Linked DNA regions of Homo sapiens: region 2 is linked to region 1. Evidence: chromatin contacts called from ENCODE Hi-C or POLR2A ChIA-PET data. All regions are on one chromosome and are shown on one strand. The core of a region is the stretch at or near the end of the contact, and the rest is flanking DNA. Distances in the headings are between cores, read along the strand shown. Region 1 holds the start of NUSAP1 (nucleolar and spindle associated protein 1). Region 2 overlaps EHD4 (EH domain containing 4).

Region 1 (2,931 bases), core at 416-2,915:
TTAAGGCTTTGTTTACGAAGTATAGAGGAGCCACTAACCACTACAGCCCAGAAATATCCCCAAGGAAAACCCTTTGGTCATTCAGCCCCAACAGGCACTTAGGCCCTGATTATTTTGTTTAAACAATTTAGGTCGGGTGGGGTGGCTCACGCCTGTAATCCCAGTACTTTGGGGGCTGAGGCGGGCGGATCAGGAAGTCAGGAGTTCGAGACCAGCCTGACCAACATGGTGAAACCCCATCTCTACTAAAAATACAAAAATTAGCCAGGCGTGGTGACACGCGCCTGTAATCCCAGCTACTCAGGAGGCTGAGGCAGGAGAATCGCTTGAACCCAGGAGGCGGAGGTTGCGGTGAGCCGAGATGGCGCCACTGCACTCCAGCCTGGGCGACAGAGCAAGACTCCGTCTCAAAGAAAAAACAAACAAACAAACAAATAAAAAAAAAATTGTGACGATTGATTTAAGCATTTACTCACTGTCAGTATCACAGCCTGCAGGAGAAACCTCCAGAGTATATAGCAGTATTATGTGGGAAGTCTCAACTATTAACAAAATATATAAAACCGCTATCCTACATTAAATCCCCAAATCTTCTTCTAACATCTTGGGTTTTTTGTTTGTTTTTGTTTTGTTTGAGACTGAGTCTCTCTCTGTCACCGAAGTTGGAGTGCAGTGGTGCGATCTTGGCTCACTGCCACCTCGGCTTCCCAGGTTCAAGCGATTCTTCTGCCTCAGCCTCCCAAGTAGCTGGGATCACAGGCAAAAAGCTTGGATCACAGGCGTGTGCCACCACGCCCGGCTAATTTTTTAAGGGCCAGGCTGGTCTCGAACTCCTGACCTCAGGTGATCCGCCTGCCTCGACCTCCCAAAGTGCTGGGATTACAGGCGTGAGCCACAGCGCCGGGCCAACTCTCCAAACATCTTGTAGCCTCGGAGTCAAAGACCTTACTGGTTTTGATAGAGACCATCAACCCAACAGTCATCAATAAAAATTTACCCAAGGAGGTGCTCCCCTAAAAGTCGATTTTTTTTTTCTGACAGGTCCATCAATAAAGTATCAAGAGATTATCGGCAATATTACAAATCACTGGAGTCTGTTTGGGGTTTTCCAGAAGCTGAGCCAATTATTTACTTAATTGTCTAACGATTAACGACACCCCTTGTGCTTTCTGGGCCTGAGTTTCGTAATCGACGCCCTGAGAGGTATACAGTAATTTCAAAACAAAACAAAACAAAAAACAATAAACCATCCCTCGGAATAGAGCTTATCATGTGAGCACCCAGACAAGCCAGCTTCAAAATGAGGTGAAAACTACAGTTCCTCTTCCGTTTATCAGAGTTCTAACTGGGACTACCGTGAACCACATCTACTGCCCGAGGGGCAGGGAGAGCTGCCTCAGTCCCGGGCTTCCCTCTCGGTCCCTTCGCACCGCATCTCCCCGAGGCCGCTATTCCCGCCGCGCCCGCCCAGGGACCCGCACCGCCAGCGCCGTACCCTCAGGTTGGCCCGGAGACCCAGACTCTTGGCTAAGTTCTGCAGGTCACTGTACTTGAGGGAGTCCAGCTCCTCTAGAGAGGGGATGATCATCGCGATTCGAAATCCCGGCGATACTCGGAAGATGGATCACCAAACTTCGTCAGCGCGGTTCAAATCCCTGGCGCCACTCTTAACTTTGACTAGGCAGAAATTTATAGACAGTTTAAATGAAGAATGCCGCGCTTCCATTGGTTGAAAATGCCTCAAAGGCGGGGTTTCTAACCCTGACCAATAGAAAGGCTGATTTCCCGTCCCAACAGAGGCGCGCTTTTTTCACACTTCACGAATACGCAGGCGCCAAAGGGCCTGTAACGCCTGTTCAGGTAACGAGTGCGCGGACTCGGACTCCAGTGCTTGGATTGCCCATGATGTCCAATGAGGACGCAGGAGCTGTGCTTGGGGCGGGGCCTGGCGTGTATTCGAAAGGAAGGCGCCGGCTGCGGGAAGATGGCGGCTCAGCCGCTGCGGCATCGCTCACGTTGTGCAACGCCGCCCCGGGGGGACTTTTGTGGTGGCACTGAGAGGGCGATTGACCAAGCTTCTTTTACGACCTCCATGGAGTGGGATACGCAGGTGGTGAAGGGGTCCTCGCCGCTCGGCCCCGCAGGGCTGGGGGCTGAGGAGCCAGCCGCCGGCCCGCAGCTGCCGTCTTGGCTGCAGCCTGAGAGGTGCGCTGTGTTCCAGTGCGCACAGTGTCACGCAGTGCTCGCCGACTCGGTGCACCTCGCCTGGGACCTGTCGCGGTCCCTCGGGGCCGTGGTCTTCTCCAGTGAGTGCAGTGAAGCGTTCGGGAAAGGCAGAGGCTAGCCCGAGAGGGTGTTCCCGCTTTCTCCACCGGGTGGCGGAGAACCACCTGGGGAAGAAAACGGGATGAAAAGTTGGAAGCAAATAACTCCTTGGCCTGGGGATGGGGCAGGGAATCGGGGAGTCTCCTGATATTTACGGCCAGGATGAGTCTGTCTAGAGGAGAGATTTTCCATTTCAAGGCCCGCAGAGTATGGGTTCTGACCCGTGTTTGTCTTCCTAGGAGTTACAAATAACGTCGTTTTGGAAGCGCCCTTCCTAGTTGGCATTGAAGGTTCACTCAAAGGCAGGTACGTATTGATAATTACATTGGTCTCTAGTCCCTGACTTTATGAGACTGAGGATCGTGGAACTGACATGTACGAGGAGAAAACAGTTTGGGATGCTGCTTTTACCTGTTTGACTCTTATATGAACTTGATGTATTAATGAAATGAAAAAGTTGTATTTGTGTATTGGTTTTAGGATCTTCCTGAGGGCCACTTCTCCCAGGTGGCTTGTACAAGTGAAGTGAGGCTAAGAAAGATGTATCTAGTAGTGGACAAAAGAAAAAAATAACCTTTTGGTTTACAGTGAGAATAACATACTATA
Region 2 (3,149 bases), core at 186-2,685, 630 kb before region 1:
TAACTCTTCCTTTTCATCCCTCTCCTAGTGAAATAGTGGATCAAGTAAGTATTCTGAAGAAAAATATATTACATGAAACTTTCCAAAACTTATTTTAAAAATGTTTCAGGCAATAGCAATGAATTGAACCCCCAAACTCCATGCACAGATGCCAAGGTATGCACGAACATATTTTAAGATCTCGTTTATCATCACACAAACCATTTCTTTTTTTTTTTTTTTTTTTTTTTTTTTTGAGACAAAGTCTTGCTCTGTCACCCAGGCTGGAGTGCAGTGGCACGATCTCGGCTCACTGCAAGCTCAGCCTCCCGGGTTCACGCCATTCTCCTGCCTCAGCCTCCCGAGTAGCTGGGACTACAGGCGCCCGCCACCATGCCTGGCTAATTTTATTTTTGTATTTTTAGTAGAGACGGGGTTTCACCGTGTTAGCCAGGATGGTCTCGATCTCCTGACCTCGTGATCCGCCCACCTCGGCCTCCCAAAGTGCTGGGATTACAGGCGTGAGCCACCACGCCCAGCCCACACAAACCATTTCTTTAGATTTGGCTTGATAATTTAAAAATAATGCTCATACAACACTCAAAATATATGTGCCGTATTATTTTTAAAATCTTACATTTGTGTATTTGTTATGATTCACAGGACACGTTCCTGTAAACATTCCCAGTGGAACCCGTCGGCCTCTCAGGCTCTGATTTAGGGTGGGTGGTGTCCTCATAAGACTAGTAAGAAATCCTTCATCTTAATAAACCGCTTAACCCATTTGAGCCTTAGTTTCCTCATCTGTAAAATAGGGATAGAAATAGTACCTGCCCATAAGGTAGTTAGGATGAAATGAGACTATTCATGTAAAGACTTTAGCACATAACGAGTCCTCAAGCGTTAGGTATATTTATTTAAAGTGTAATGCTTTGCCCACTACTCCAGCATTTGTTTGAATAATGTGCCACTTAGATTTGTTTGGTTTTTATTCATTCTTAAGCTCATCGTTGAGAAGATGGTGCTTGGACATATTGAGAGTATCTCTGTTTTCAATATCTTGAGAGTTTTTTTTCTTCCCCTTGTCATAAATGACATTCACTTCTATGAAGTGAAAAAAAAAATTCTAGCCTAAGCAATGAAAAAAAGAAGACACCATCCATATATACTCTTGCATCAAAGTAGCTCTGTGAGCTTGGGCTGAATGCTGGCAACCGGGGTACCCCAGAGCCACTTGGATGAGTCTGAACTGGGGACCTCATCGGACCAGGACAAGGGGATGTCAGGTCTCCCATCCATCCCACCATCCCTTCCGCCCAGCTGCTTGGAATCCAAATGTCCATACCTTTTTATGTGGCTGGCTTGGCTCGAGAACCTTGGAGCAATCATTGCTGGAATTGGCAGGCCTCTCCGAGAACACAGGAAAGGGGGAGCAAAGTGGAGCCAAGGACAAAAATCAAGTCTCCAAAGCACAGGATGCCTGTGGAGGGGCTAATCAGCTCTGAATCACGGTGGTCTTCCTGTGTCCTCTTGTTCCTTTGAATTGTTGTTATTGCAGATAATACTAGAGTCCCTGAAACTCGTAGCTTTGGGAAAGCCTCTGAGGCACTCCCACCGTGAGAAATGTCTAACACAGTTGATCAGGCTGTCTATCCCGTGTGGCTGTGTGATTGACCCATTTATGCACATTGCACCTCAGCATCAGCTCAGACTCTTCCCTTCCAGCTTGCTGTGTGTGGATCCATCACTTCATTCTCCCTTTTTCCATGTCAGATACTTGGTGTCTTGGTTGTTCCGAGTTCCCTCACTGCACTGACATGTACCTGTTTACCCAGCAGTGTAACAGATGAATCTGAGTTTCTGCAGTCCCCCAGTGAAAAATCTTCTTCAGGGCAATCAGCTTAGAGTGTCATATGTAAAGTCAGGGATCTGCCAGGTCCTGCTTAGAGCACCAGGGAGCTGGGGGCAGTGTAGGACCCCAGGGTGATGGTGCTGTGCCTGGTGTAAGAGCAGAAGTCTGGGGCCAGGAGAAAGGGGCTGCAGGTTCTGGATCCTGCATGGCCACCCTGTGAGTTTGACCAGCAACAAGCCATGTTCCTGCACTAACCCTCAGTCTTGTCGCTTGTAAAGATAAGAGGCTGACTCAAATCATTCCTACCAGACTCCAGGTTTCTAAAGTACTGAGTATATAGACCATGCCCTGCAGGAAATGACAGCCCAAGAGAGGAGAGGAAACAGGCCCTCAAATAACACCAGCACGAGCTGTTAGAGGTCAACTCCGCAAAATCCCCATTTGAGTTTATTTTTTCTTTATTTATTTAGAGACAGGGTCTCACTCTGTCACCTAGGCTGGAGTGCAGTGACATGGTCACAGCTCACTGCAGCTTCAACCTCCCTGGGCTCAAGCGACCATCCCACCCCAGCCTCTTAAGTAGCTGGGACTACAGATGCACGCCACCACACCTGGCTAATTTTTGTATGTTTTGTAGAGACGGGGTTTCTCCATGTTGCCCAGGCTAGTCTCGAACTCCTAGGCCAAGCGATCCTCCCACTGCGGCCTCCCAAAATGCTGGAATTACAGGCACGAGCCACCGCTCCCAGCAAGACCCCCATTTTAAAGGCTTCTAACACATGGTGTCAAATTGCTTTTTAGTGAAGTTAGACCAACTTATTCCCCCACCAACATATATAAGGGTGTTTATCTCACAGGACCCTTGCCAGCATTGATGATTCCGAGTTTTCAAAAATTTGTTAATGTGCTCTGTCTTTACTGGTATTTCTTTGATGGTGAAATTGAACACTGAATGTTAACTTTGTATTATCTGTGAAAGTATCACCAAACAAATTGATAATGCAAGCAAGCTTTATAATACAGTAATTCTTCCTAATTCTAGTTCTTCCTCTGTGTCTGAGATCCAGAGATTGATTTACCAAGGTCACAGTCAAAGGGGGACACCTTTGACTTCAAATTATTTCACACTTGAAGCACACTTTAAAAATGATTTATTGTTAAAGGTCTGTCCAGTAGGGTCGCTACTTAGAAAACTCTGGCTTCGATTGCAATATAAACTTGAATGTAGGAAACATCTGCTCTTCTTTAAACAATTTTTTCATTTATATTTTTCCTTGAAACCCCTGTTATTTCAAAAGTAGTGGGATTTGCTGTACTT

Evidence for each region. A loop is a pair of places that touch in the nucleus more often than their neighbours do. ChIA-PET counts read pairs that join two places held with the same protein, here RNA polymerase II (POLR2A). Pooled maps may share reads with other maps.
Region 2: a map with no recorded cell type shows a loop between it and region 1 (5-fold over the local background). The contact joins the enhancer-like site here to the promoter of NUSAP1 in region 1. A Hi-C loop is called at or near these places in 1 of 37 single-sample maps with no recorded cell type and 1 of 50 pooled maps. POLR2A ChIA-PET finds 5 or more read pairs at or near these places in 1 of 52 experiments (T-cell).

Annotation. Positions count from the first base shown.
Region 1 is chr15:41,331,615-41,334,545 of GRCh38, reverse strand. NUSAP1 (nucleolar and spindle associated protein 1) reads right to left here and starts at 1,665. Exons shown (of 11, transcript NM_016359.5): 1 at 1,496-1,665. The coding sequence starts at 1,588. It overlaps OIP5 (Opa interacting protein 5), which reads left to right and starts at 1,955. Exons shown (of 5, transcript NM_007280.2): 1 at 1,955-2,306; 2 at 2,565-2,631. The coding sequence starts at 1,985. RefSeq lists an enhancer at 1,942-2,201.
Region 2 is chr15:41,956,482-41,959,630 of GRCh38, reverse strand. The region is part of intron 1 of EHD4 (EH domain containing 4); the gene reads left to right. LOC124903477 (a long non-coding RNA gene) reads right to left here. Exons shown (of 2, transcript XR_007064603.1): 2 at 2,966-3,149. Among named protein-coding and RNA genes, the nearest start is that of EHD4, 15 kb to the left of the region's middle. RefSeq lists an enhancer at 2,238-2,357. Within about 2 kb of position 1,435, at least 4 of the 41 ENCODE cell types and tissues checked have a DNase peak (open chromatin) inside an H3K27ac peak, as active enhancers do.